Regions from separate parts of the Homo sapiens genome. Here region 1 is linked to region 2. Evidence: chromatin contacts called from ENCODE Hi-C or POLR2A ChIA-PET data. All regions are on one chromosome and are shown on one strand. Each heading gives the region's core, a stretch centred on a gene start or an enhancer-like site at or near the end of the contact. The rest is flanking DNA. Distances are from core to core; before and after follow the strand shown. Region 1 overlaps PRDM15 (PR/SET domain 15). Region 2 overlaps C2CD2 (C2 calcium dependent domain containing 2).

What was found. Hi-C counts contacts between places; a loop is a spot of excess contacts on that map. ChIA-PET counts read pairs that join two places held with the same protein, here RNA polymerase II (POLR2A). Pooled maps may share reads with other maps.
Region 1: a loop to region 2 is called in a map of CD4-positive, alpha-beta memory T cell, with 4 times the contacts of the local background. The contact joins two enhancer-like sites. A Hi-C loop is called at or near these places in 3 of 168 maps with a recorded cell type or tissue (CD4-positive, alpha-beta memory T cell, naive thymus-derived CD4-positive, alpha-beta T cell and pancreas), 2 of 37 single-sample maps with no recorded cell type and 5 of 50 pooled maps. POLR2A ChIA-PET finds 5 or more read pairs at or near these places in 2 of 52 experiments (WTC11 and activated naive CD8-positive, alpha-beta T cell).

What each region holds. Positions count from the first base shown.
Region 1 is chr21:41,812,976-41,819,567 of GRCh38, reverse strand. It overlaps PRDM15 (PR/SET domain 15), which reads left to right. Exons shown (of 24, transcript NM_001040424.3): 19 at 3,732-3,863. Among named protein-coding and RNA genes, the nearest start is that of RIPK4, 49 kb to the right of the region's middle. RefSeq lists an enhancer at 2,663-2,712. Within about 2 kb of position 2,852, at least 7 of the 41 ENCODE cell types and tissues checked have a DNase peak (open chromatin) inside an H3K27ac peak, as active enhancers do.
Region 2 is chr21:41,899,346-41,905,859 of GRCh38, reverse strand. C2CD2 (C2 calcium dependent domain containing 2) reads left to right here. Exons shown (of 14, transcript NM_015500.2): 11 at 23-136; 12 at 4,111-4,238; 13 at 6,498-6,514. Among named protein-coding and RNA genes, the nearest start is that of PRDM15, 23 kb to the right of the region's middle. RefSeq lists an enhancer at 6,278-6,514. Within about 2 kb of position 5,264, at least 3 of the 41 ENCODE cell types and tissues checked have a DNase peak (open chromatin) inside an H3K27ac peak, as active enhancers do.

The DNA.
Region 1 (6,592 bases), core at 1,603-4,102, 84 kb after region 2:
TGGGGACATGGGCCAGGCTCAGCCAGGCCACCCTGCTGCAGGGTGCTGGAAGGGGACATGAGCGAGAACTGGGAGTGTGGGGAAGGTGGGTGTGGCGGGGGCGGGGGCCGGGGCCACGGGCCGAGTGTGGGAAAGGTGGGTACAGGCGCCAGGGCCACGGGCCAGGCTCAGCCAGGCCGCTCAGCTGCTGCAGGGCGCTGGGAGGGGATGTGAGCGAGAACTGGGAGTGTGGGAAAGGTGGGTGTGGGTGCTGGGGGCCACGGGCCAGGCTCAGCCAGGCCGCCCAGCTGCAGGGCTCTGGAAGGGGATGTGACCAAGGTATCTACCATAGTGCGAGAGGCATTGCCAGAGTGTGGCCCTGGAAGCCCATAGGCTTCAGTCGCTTACTTAAGGAAAGAAGGACTCGAGGCAGCATTTAAATCAGGAATCTGCAAGAAAAATCAAGTAGTCCAGAAAGCAGAAAGATGTGATAAATTTAAAGGCACAAACAAATCGTTTTAAAAGTAGGAAAATAATGCAGGATCTAATTGTTTAAAGTATAGAATGATTCCCAAAGCCACCACGGGGTCTGACAGTAGATGCAAAACCCTCAGCGTATTCACTACGCAGACTAGAATCGGCTGCGTGGTGAGAGAGAAACTCACCACGGCCGAGGAATCTTCATTGTAACGACAGAACATTCATTAATAACAAACCTAGTAATAAGATGTCTCAACTTAGTAAGCAAAATACAAAGATAATTCCAGTACACATCATAATTTTAACCCATTCCTGTTTTTATTTTTTTTTTAAAACAACTTCCTAAAAGTTTTGGAGCAGCAGGTTTGTCTTGGGCTGTTTCAAGCGACCCTGCTCATGCTGTCCCGGTGACAGTGTGTTGGAAACACAGGAGCTGCATGAACTGCACTCGCCGGGTGACCCCTATGAGCACCCGTAGAATAACGCTGCGTGTCAAAGCCTAAAAGAACTGCCTGCAGAAAAGGCCAGAAAGGGGGTCTTTCCTTTCCCCACTTCCTGGCCCTCTGTTCCTCACCTCAGAGGCCAGCACAGGCTCTTGCCCCTCCTCCAGGGTAACTTTGCGCAAGGACGGCACATGGGTGGTTATTAAAAAAGCAGCGCATGCACCTCGCCAAGACATATTTTTTAAACAATACAAACAGGTCTGGAAGGTGGCATAGTTACTCTCCCCTCAAACCCCAGCCGGTCCTCGCAGAGCCACTGCGGTGGTTTCTCTGAACGGAATGTCAGTAGCAATGTCTGCCTGCCTTAGCGGGACAGGTGGTTTCTCTGAACAGAATGTCGGTAGCAGTGTCTGCCTGCCTTAGCGGGACAGGCTGGCTTGCTCTTTATCCGCGTCTGCCTTAAGCTCCCAGCCCCTTTCACCACCTGCTCCTCCCCTTTCCTCCCCAATGCCCCCAAGAAGTAAAATGTTTAAGACAGTGTGGTGAGCCTGGCTGGAGGGGTCCTGAGTAGCGCGTAGAGACAGGAGGGGCAGGGGTGGGGGCTTATTCAGGGCCGGGCCTCTTAGGCAGGCAGAGAGGAGCCACACCTGGGTCCCCTGCAGGTCCCCAAATGCCACCAGATGCCCTGGGAGGCAAGGGGTGTGGGGTAAAGCCACATTTTATAATGTTGTAGACATTTTAGTGTTTGAAATGTATTAATTATTTAGTTGCATCGTTTTTTAAAATGAATTCTGAATAGCTGAAATAAAATGCTGGCATTAATACATCAGTTGCCAGATTTATTTTACAGAATACCAAATTCCAGTATTGTCATCGTGCTATCACGCAACAGTTGCTAGTACATACCAGCGCATGCTTGTGCTCATTTGTTTTTTTGATACTTTGCTATTTTTTTTTTACTTGAAAATACGTCTTGGAGATCTTTTTATATCGGAACATGTAAATATTGCCTGGTTTTATCTTTCAAGCCCTTCGTACGATTCATATAACCAGACCCTTTATTTTATAAAGTTTCTGGTTGTTTTGTTATAGTCATTTATTATTACAGTGTTGCAAGAAACACTGTTGCATATTATTACTTTACATTTTTTTCCAGAAATTCTAGCCCTGACCAGGGAATTAGTCAGTGTCAGGGACCAAGTGGGAGGCTGTTAGTAGTCGTGAGAGCCTGTCACCAGCAGGTGGAGGCAGGGGCCCAGCCAGTAGGTTTTCTGTGTGTGTGGAGGAAAACGTCTTGTTCAGAATCACATCATGGGCCTTGAACTACTCAGGAATGATCTACAAGAACTTACTGTGGCCAGTAAGAATATGACACCAGGTATTGAAAGCTATAAAAAAGGCATCCCCTGTTCGGGATTAGAAATTATAAGTATTTAAAAAACATCAGTTTTCCCCACGGTAATTTGTAAATGGATTGACTCACAATCCCAGTAGAGCAAGCTTTAAAATTTCCTCTGTCTGGCAGTTGTGTTTATTTTGAAACTGTTGGCAGATTTTCTTTGTTAAATGGAAGAAAAAACATTACTGTCACCAATGCTGGCTGTGGTGGGGAGGTCAGAATGTGGAGATGCCATCTCTTCTGTATTTTCTGGGTTTTCTGTGACTGTGTATTAGTTTTGAAATTTGGAATATGTTCATTTTAGAAGCAGGAAGAGGGAAGTGCTGGGGTCTGGGCGTGTCAGCAGTGACCGGCACTCTTTTTTTTTTTTTTAATCAAAAGGATTGACAGTAACTTTTTCAGGTGGAATCACTCTTCGGTCATTGGTAATAGGCCTGCAGGTGCCGTCCCCACCCGAGGCCAGGAGTTGTGCAGCTGTGTGTGCAGGCAGCGGGCTTCATCGTGGGGCCTTTGCTCCCCCTGCTGGCCCAGCCGCGCAGTTTTCTCGTAGCCAGGGAGGTCTTCTGGCCCGGCCTTTAGAATTCTGGCAGGAGCTGGTGGATGGTCACCCCTGCATCTGGTGAGGGTGGAATCACAGGGGAACCGTTGACCAGCTTACTACAGAGCTGTGTTCAGGCTCAGTAGTTCTTCCCCAAATGTGGAGGGAACACGGTGGCCTGGGAGTGCAGGCTGCCCACCGCCCTGGGCAGGCACAGTGAAGGCGCCTCTTCGGGGCTGGGGAGGCTGCCTTTGGGCTGGGTCGCCCTGTTCCCTGGTGCGTGTCAGCCTCACGGTCAGGTGTACCAAGCCGCACATGCCTGTGCCCCCTGCGGAGGGCCTTGTACAGTGCTGTCCCTGCCAGCGCACCACAACCTCTGACTCAGCCCCTATGCCAGGGCCACCCTCTCTCCACTGGCTGTGTGAGTGAGGCTTTGGAGTATTTCAGCTTCTTAAGATTGGCTTCTTAAATTACAGGTAGATTGAAACCATCTCGCGTCCGAATCCCAATCACCACTCATATTGTCAAGGTTGAAGGGAACCTTTAGTCATGCTTGTATTAATCTATCTCTCACCGAATTCTCCCGCCGGGTTGCCATGGGCACGCAGGGAAGTTTACCCACCGCCCCGGCGTTGCTCGCGTGGTCAGGGCTCGGCCAGGCCCTGGCAGGAGTGAGTGAACCTGATGTTGCAGTCAGTCCCTCCCGGCCTCTGGGCACAGTCACTTCCCAGGTCTCACCGCTGGTGGACTGACCGGGATCCTCGGGGGCCGGCCCACACCCTCACCAGTACCGCACGGGCCGCTGCCTGTGCCTGCCCCAGGGTCTCGGGCATGGGCCCCCAGGTGGGCTGCGTGGGGGTGTGGCCGCCTCTGACTCGCTGTGTCCTTGAAGGCATGAAGACCAAGCACGCGCTGCGCCACCACATGAAGCTGCACAAGGGCATCAAGGAGTACGAGTGCAAGGAGTGCCACCGCAGGTTCGCGCAGAAGGTCAACATGCTCAAGCACTGCAAGCGGCACACGGGTGAGTCCGAGGCCCGGGCCGCGCCAGCCACGGCGCTCACTGTGTAGGGAAGCCAGGTGGGCCGTGGGAGAAGAGAGAGCCGCCTTGAGACGATTCCTCTTTGTGATTCCCACTGAGTGCCGGGTTCCCCAAGAGAGCTTCCTGGGGCCGGGGTGAGCAGCTGCATATCTCAAAAGGTCCCCCTCCCACAGGGGCCTCGTCACCGGAGAGCATGCTGCACAGCTCACTTCCGGCATTGGGAGACTGGTCAGTCTTTAAATGTTCCTCCCGTTCAGCTGTTTCCCCCTCAGGAATGTGCACAAGAAATAGCGACCAGACAAGGGCCAGGGATGTGCATGCAAGGTTGCTTGTCATCTTTTGAGTTAGGGAAGGCGCTGGAAGGTCAGACGTGGCCTCGGTAGGGCACTGGCTAAGCCATGGTGAATCCAGAAAAGAGCAAGGTGTCCGCTCGGGTGATGTGTGTACTACGCTGATGTGCATAGAAAGGAGTCGGTGACGCGACAGGTCAAAGAGCAGCCTGTGCCATCTCTAACACAAGGCCAAGATCTTAGAAAACACTAGAGCAGCCTGCGCCATCTCTAACACAAGACATTCTTATAAAACACTACAGCAGCCTGCGCCATCTCTAACACAAGGCCAAGATCTTAGAAAACACTAGAGCACCCTGCGCAATCACTAACACGAGGCATTCTCATAAAACACTAGAGCACCCTGCGCAATCACTAACACAAGTCGTTCTCATAAAACACTAGAGCACCCTGCGCAATCACTAACACAAGGCCAAGATCTTATAAAACACTAGAGCACCCTGCGCAATCACTAACACAAGGCATTCTCATAAAACACTAGAGCACCGTGCGCAATCACTAACACACAGCCATTCTCATAAAACACTAGAGCACGCTGCGCAATCACTAACATGAGGCATTCTCATAAAACACTAGAGCACCCTGCGCAATCACTAACACAAGTCGTTCTCATAAAACACTAGAGCACCCTGCGCAATCACTAACACAAGGCATTCTCATAAAACACTAGAGCACCCTGCGCAATCACTAACACAAGGCATTCTCATAAAACACTAGAGCACCCTGCGCAATCAGTAACACGAGGCATTCTCATAAAACACTAGAGCACGCTGCGCAATCACTAACACAAGTCGTTCTCATAAAACACTAGAGCACCCTGCGCAATCACTAACACGAGGCATTCTCATAACACACTAGAGCACCCTGCGCAATCACTAACACAAGTCGTTCTCATAAAACACTAGAGCACCCTGTGCAATCACTAACACAAGGCATTCTCAAAACACTAGAGCACCCTGCGCAATCACTAACACGAGGCATTCTCATAACACACTAGAGCACCCTGCGCAATCACTAACACGAGGCATTCTCATAAAACACTAGAGCACCCTGCGCAATCAGTAACACGAGGCATTCTCATAAAACACTAGGGCACCCTGCGCAATCACTAACACGAGGCATTCTCATAAAACACTAGAGCACCCTGCGCAATCACTAACACGAGGCATTCTCATAAAACACTAGAGCACCCTGCGCAATCACTAACACGAGGCATTCTCATAACACACTAGAGCACCCTGCGCAATCACTAACACGAGGCATTCTCATAACACACTAGAGCACCCTGCGCAATCACTAACACGAGGCATTCTCATAAAACACTAGAGCACCCTGCGCAATCACTAACACAAGTCGTTCTCATAAAACACTAGAGCACCCTGCGCAATCACTAACACGAGGCCAAGATCTTATAAAACACTAGAGCACCCTGCACAATCACTAACACAAGGCATTCTCATAAAACACTAGAGCACCCTGCACAATCACTAACACAAGGCGTTCTCATAAAACTCTAGAGCAGCCTGCGCAATCACTAACACAAGGCCAAGATCTTAGAAAACACTAGAGCACCCTGCGCAATCACTAACACAAAGCATTGTTATAAAACACTAAAGCACCCTGCGCAATGCCAATACAAGGCCATTCTCATAAAACCCTTCTGTATGGGCGAGTGTTTTTGTGCTTGTGGAGAGAAAATTGAGACATCAGAATTGAGAGGTTGTCCCTGAGTGGTGGAGTTGTGTCTCAGCGTGAAGTTCCCTGGCGTGAGCCTGTTCAGTGCCCCCTGGGGGCCCCTCAACTGCACGTTGGGTCCTGCCTTTATCCAGCCCACGTCACCTGCCTACCTTCCTCCCCTGCTCCCCAGAGTGGCGCGGGTTGCCACACGGGTCTGCTTTGGGTTGGCCGGGCGTGCCAGCCTCCTCTGCCCCTGGACTGCAGAAGTGTACTGTCCATCTCTTTCCTGGGGAATCTCTGTCCAGTATATGCTTTACCATTTTTGGGATACTCTTGCTCCCCAAGACTGGGCCACATGCCCTCATCTGGGTTCTCAGAACACCCCACACTCTGCCTGCCGCCCACCAACTCGCTGGGCTGTGGTGGCCTCTGTCCCATGCTCCACAGTGAGCCCTCAGGACTGAGTTAAGTGCCTTTAAAAATTACTTGTCTTGTTCCCATTTTGAGGGGCAACCTTTGTTTAAAGGGCATTCATAGGGTCCACCTCCCCATCAGTTTTTGGGGTGAAACAGACCGTGGACTCTATTCTTGCTTGCCCCTGACCCCCCAGAGCCCCCCAGACGTGAGCTGATGTGAGCACTTGCACCAGGAGGAAGCTGGTCCCCCTTTGGCCTCCTCCCTGTC
Region 2 (6,514 bases), core at 4,015-6,514:
AATCAGGATCTTCCTCTGGCAGATTCTCCGGTGAAGACTCCCATCAAGGTGAAGGTGATCGAGAAGGACATCTCTGTCCAGGCCATCGCCTGCCGCAGCGCCCCCGTCAGCAAAACACTCTCTTCTTCAGACACAGGTAACTGAGACACGCCCACGTCGCTCTCCCTCTTAGCACCTTTGGGCCTTTTGGGCTGTTCTGATATGAAGTATTTTCCTTTCAGAATTTGGAAAAAGTTGTTTTGGGCCTGGTGTGGTGGCTCACACCCGTAATCTCAGCACTTTGGGAGGCTGAGGCGGGTGGATCACTTGAGGTCAGGAATTTGAGACCAGCCTGGCCAACATGGCAAAACCCCATCTCTACTAAAAATACAAAAATTAGCTGGGCGTGGTGGCGCATGCCAGTAATCCCAGCTACTCAAGAGGCTTAGGCAGGAGAATCGCTTGAACCTGGGAGGCAGAGGTTGCAGTGAGCCGAGATTGCACCACTGCACTCCAACCTGGGTGACAGAGCGAGACCCTGTCTCTTAAAAAAAAAAAAAAAAAAAAAAAGTTTTGATTTGCTTTTGTTTTGTTAATGAGTGATGAGTGAAGGAGAGGGAGAAAAGGGAACTCCAAATTGATCAGAGACCAGGAGCGGCATTCATATTCCTGCTACATTTTAGGGAATGCTTTAACAAAATAAAAAGCCAACTGAGACTTTACATTTTAAATTTTCTGTTCATTTTTCTCTTGCACAACACGCTAGCTACATTAATAGCAAATAAGTAGGACTCAGGACATCGTCCTCACCGTCACTTTAATTTTATTCACCACTTTCTGCTTACACCAGCTTAGTAGAAGTAGTTTTCCCTTCCACTAGGAAATGGTCACTACGAATAGGAAATGCAAATTCCCTATTTTATGGTCAGTTTCAGGTAATAGACTTTTTGAAGAGATGTCTTACTGACTCATTAAATCACTGCGCAATCTAAATTTGGGGATTAACTTTCTCCCTTTGCCTCCTCGTGACCTGCTCTCAGGGGCAATGGATGCTTCCTTCTTGCTTAGCTCTCCCACATTCGCTGAGTCCTGTGTCTGACCTTGCCCAGGTCAACAACTGGGCAAGGTGGGGCAGTCAGGGGAGTGGAAAGTTCTCACTGGAGGGGCACTGTCTTAACATGGTGTTGGATTCTCAGCCTGGTGAAAGTTCATAACTGCCTCCTCCTCTTGTGGGAGGTTTTATGGTTTTTTGGATACTACCCCGCTGGGTCCCCCACCTGCAGTTCTGGGACGCAGGCCCTGCCCCTCCTTTCGTTACCAGAAAAGGATCTTGATCTAGACCCCAAGAGAGGGTTCTTGGATCTGGTGCAAGAAAGAATTCGGGGCGAGTCCACAGAGTAAATTGAAAACAAGTTATTAAGAAAGTAAAGGAATAAAAGAATGGCTACTCTGTAGGCAGAGAACCCGTACGGGCTGCTGGTTGGCTCTTTTTCTGGTTCTTTCTTGATCATATGTTAAACAAGTGGTGGATTATTCACGAGTTTTCTACGAGGGGCGGCGATTTCTCAGAACTGAGCATTCCTCCCCTTTTCAGACCACGTAGGGTAACTTCTTGCCTTTGCCATGGCAGTTGCAAACTGTCATGGTGCTGGTGGGAGTGTCTTTTAGCATGCTAATGCGTTATCCTCAGTGTATCATCGGCAGTGAGGACAGCCAGAGGTCACTCTCATTGCCGTCTTGGTTTTGGTAGGTTGTGGCCGGCTTCTTTACCACATCCTGTTTTATCAGCAGGGTCCTTGTGACCTGTGTCTTGTGCCGACCTCCTAGCTCACCCTGTGAGTAAGGGCACCTCACCTCCTGGGAGTGCAGCCCAGGGGATCCCAGCCTCATTTTGCCCAGCCCTTATTTGAGCTGGAGCCGCTCTGGTACTAATGCCGCTGATGCTTTTGCCGCTGCCCCTGATGCCCCTTCCTCAGTTTCTTCCCCTGGCAGTGCCCCCACTGCCCATGCTGCGGGGTCCTGTCACGTGGGCAGGATCCCTCTTAAAAGACCTAGGCTGATGTTCCCACTGTGGGTTCTGATGCATGGTCCATGGAGCCGGCCCCCAGGCTCACCTGCCACGGTGCAGGCTGCACCTGGCACCTGGACCGGGCTCTCGGGGGACTGAACAGAAGCACTGGGCCTGGCGTGAGGAGGACGTGCTCCCGACACGTCTCCCTTGGTGGCTTTGGGAATTACAGCACAGCTTTCTCCTAAGGAGTCCTCCCCAACTCCTTTCTCCAGCACTTCTCTCTTCTCAGTGTGGGTCAGTGGCTAAACAAAAATCTGTTCCTCTACTCACAACACTCCTGACGCCAAATGTGTAGATTTTCTATGGCAAGCAATTTTCTGTTTCTCTGCAGACACCAACTGGGTGTCCTACAATTTAATTCAATTCTGGCATTACCTGGAGTTAGCTCAGATCCCACAGGTGAAAGGCTCAGCCCCACAAAACCACCCTTCCACTTTAGATGTCAGGTGCAAATAGTGGGTCCCCAGGTTACCACACTTTTGTCCCACTTGGCTACAAATTGGGGTTTCCATGACACACTCCTCGGGTTCCGTAATTTGCTATAATGGCTCACAGAACTCAGAGAAACACTTTACTTGGGTTTACCAGTTTATTATCACACAAATGCACAGCCAGATGAAGGGGCTCAGGGCACAGTCTGGGAGGGTCCTGAGTGTGGGAGCTTTGATCTCCGTGGAGTCGCCCCTTTCCCAGTACGTGCATGCGTTGGTTCACAACCTGGACGCTCCCTGAGCCCTGTCATTTAGGGGGTTTATGGTGCTTCTATAAGTAGGTATGTAGGCATGATTGATTCACTTATTGGCCTTTGGTGATTTGAGCTCAATCTCTAGCCCCTTTCCCTTCCCCACAGGCGAGAGGAGGGCAGAAAGTTCCAGCCTTCTAACCACAGGGTTGGTGCCTCTGACATCCAGTGCCCGTCCTCATTAGCATTCACTCGGATGGGGTGCAGGGGCTTATTAGGAATGAGAAGGATGCCCCAGCTCCGTGGCTCTGGAATTCAAAGGATTTTTTTTTTTGTTCTCTGTGCCAGGAACCAGGGAGGAAGACCAAGTATCTATTTATTATTCCCCAGTGTCACTGTTGTCACCGGTTCTTGGCCTCTGTGGTCTTATCTTGACTCCCTTTGGAAATGCAGCATCTGTAAGCCTCAGGCCATGGCCAAAACCGAGACAGAAGTTCCTTTTACCATCCTGCTACTTTAATAGCTTTGCCATTTTGACTTTACCTGAGCAGGAAAGTGTAAGTTACAAGCATCAGCTCTGAGTCAGAGAGACCTGCTGGTCATCTCAGCTCTGGGGCCTCCTGGCTGCTGGACATACTCCTCAATGGTCAAATGGGATAAAAGGAAGGACCTGCTCATGGGGTGTGGAATAGGAGTAAATGAGAGAATGTGCACAGAGCTCTGTCTCTGAACAGCACCTGGTTTGCCGTAAGCATTCTATTGATGTTGGCTGGTGTGTGTTGTTATTAACCTGGGGAAGGAGGTGCTTTTATTAACTGGCCCTTCATAGCTCTAGTTACTATTCTATGTATTTAGGCACTCTTGGGAGGGAAAAGGAGTCACTACCTTGCCTTTCAAAGTTCAAAATCTTCCAAAGGGTTAGATATTTTTTTTTTGTTGTTTGCTTGCTTTTGCCATTTTCCATCAACTCTATTCAGGTATAACTTAAATAAATAAAATCGGTGAATCTTAAGCAGACACTTCAGTGAGTATCTTGTAACCACCCAGGGAATCAAGCTGTAGACCAGGGGTCAGCAAACAGCAAACTATGGCCCATAGGAAAAATCTGGCCCGTCACTTGTTTTTGTAAATAAAGTTTTACTGAAACCCAGCCATGCTCATTTATTTACCTGTGGTCTCTAGCTGGTTTCACTCTATAAAAGCTGCATTGAGAAGTTGTTGCAGAGACCACCAACAAAGCCTAAACAATTGACCCTTTGGCCCCTTTTAGAAAATATCTGCTAACCATTGCTTATCGACCATTTCCATTATCCCTGGAAGTTCCCATGGAAGTCTTTAATTTTTGCTGATGAACTTAACACTGCCTTCCTTCTGGTAGAATTGTTGGTGTTGAATGGTTCGGATCCAGTGGCTGAAGTGGCCATTCGACAGCTCAGTGAATCTTCAAAGCTGAAACTCAAGTCGCCACGGAAGAAAAGCACTATTATCATATCAGGGATCTCCAAGGTACCATCGTGGTGGCTGGGGAGGTGTTCATCTGGTCATCTGTCAGTGACCTGCTGCTCCTCTGCCCTTTGAAGAAGTTAGCCCAAGCACTTGGTTAACGTCCAGAGAGTTCCATTTACAAATGTCAAATTATGTTCCTCACCCCACAAAGGAGTCATGTGTGGTGTTGTGTTTACACAGTTTATCCTATTCACCAAGGACATGGGAGACTTTCTAATCAGGGACGCTTTACACGTTGAGAGGTTGGCAAATCATTTCAAGAAAAATTATCGAAAGAGAGGAACATGATGTAAGACTCCCCTTTGGTACAGAACCTCTGCTCTCGTCACCACCCAGTCACGGGGAACTTTCACTTTCCACGTGACACGTTTCCAAAGCCTTTTACTTTTTTGCAGTGAATGTTTATTCCTTTTGTAATCAGAGAGAAATGAACATTGTAGTGTCCCCCGTGGACACCGCACTCCCTTTCTCCCCCTTCTCCCGCTCTGGGACGTCCGCTCAGAGCAGGTGGTGGCAAGTGTGTGGTTTCAGCTGTGGAGAGGCCAGCCCCTCAGGTGAAGGGCCATGTTACAGATCCTTACTCTTTTTATTACATTTTTTAAAATTGATTTTAAAATTTTTATCTATCTATTTATTTATTTTGAGACCAGCTAATTTGTTATGAGACTGGCTAATTTTTGTATTTTTGGTAGAGATGGGGTTTCACCACATTGCTCAGGCTGGTCTTGAACTCCTGGGCTCAAGCGATCCATCCACCTTGGCCTTCCAAAATGTTGGGATTACGGGCGTCAGCCACTGCTCCCGGCCCTTACTTTTTTTTGACATTTCCAAATGAACAGGTGGAGGGAGAGTTGGGAAGATTTTGATTTGGAGTAGGAGGGGGATGAGGAAGAATTCTGGACAAAAGAGTGGGTGGGTGGGCAGAGGGCACGCAGAAGATGGATTCCTCAGTGGCTGGGAGACAGGCCAGAACAGGACCTTGGAGGTGCCAGAGATGAGTCATCAACCTTGCCATTGTACCCAGAGGGTGGCCTTGCCCCACGTCCCAGAGGCAGGCGGGTGGTGTTTTGGGGGCTTCCTGAGCCCCTCCAGGGGCCCTCAGCAGGGATCCATGACCTCTCTGGAAGTCCGGGGCCCAGTAGTTGGGTTTTCTTCGCTCTTGGGTGAATGAATGAGCAAAATAAGGACAAGACTCGTGGTCATCTCCCCTATACTTTCTCTAAGATCATATTTAAAAATCACAAAGAACTCCTGGATCTTAGTATTTAATGTTCTGAATTCACCGCAGTGATTATTTTTATTGGTGCTCAGATTATCTAATCTTTATTTTATTTTATTTTATTTTTTTGAGACGGAGTCTCGCTCTGTCACCCAGGCTGGAGTGCAGTGGCGTAATCTCGGCTCACTGCAAGCTCCGCCTCCCAGGTTCACGCCATTCTCCTGCCTCGGCCTCCTGAGTAGCTGGGAGTACAGGCGCCCGCCACTACGACCAGCTAATTTTTTGTACTTTTTTAAGTAGAGACGGGGAGATTATCTAATCTTGAGTCAGTGGGCGCTTCCACAGGCTGGCACTTAAGTCAGAACAGCACAGTTGTCCCTAAGCAAACGCCTGTGTCACTGCCACCCACACCAAGAACAGCATGACTGGCCCTCAGGGAGCCCCCATGCCCTCCTCCCCAAACTTTCTCCCCTCCAAGGAAGGGAGCCCCCGTGCCCTCCTCCCCAAACTTTCCCCCCTCCAAGGAAGCGCTATCCCGACTCTCAGAGGTTCATTTAGTGCTTAAATATTTTTACACAAAATATAATTTTTGAGAGGATGTGCCGGTGAATTTCCACTTGCAGGTAACATAAACGTGTAGGAACAAAGACAGCTAAACCCGAAACACCCACGGCCATTTCCTTTGTGCTGTCGTGGACTCTGAAGGACGGGCTCTCTCTCTCGCATCTCATTTCTGCAGCTTGCCACAAACGCTCCCACCGCTAGGCCCATCTGTGAGAGGAAGAGGGTTAACCTCTGAGCCCCGGGGGCCAACCCCCAGCTGCCTAGGGATCCTGAGCCCTGGCTGTAAGGGAGACCTTTTTTAACCCAAGCATGAGCAACGGCCGTGATGTATAAGCGCCTTCTATGAGGCCCACGGCTGCATCTTCTGAGACTTTGAAATCAGCTGTCAGAATGTTTTGGAGAGTGCTTTTCAGTTCTTTTCAAACCCTCCCTTCCTTTCATGTATCCCTTGTCATCTTCCCCACTGCCCCTGACAGACCTCACTATCTCAGGA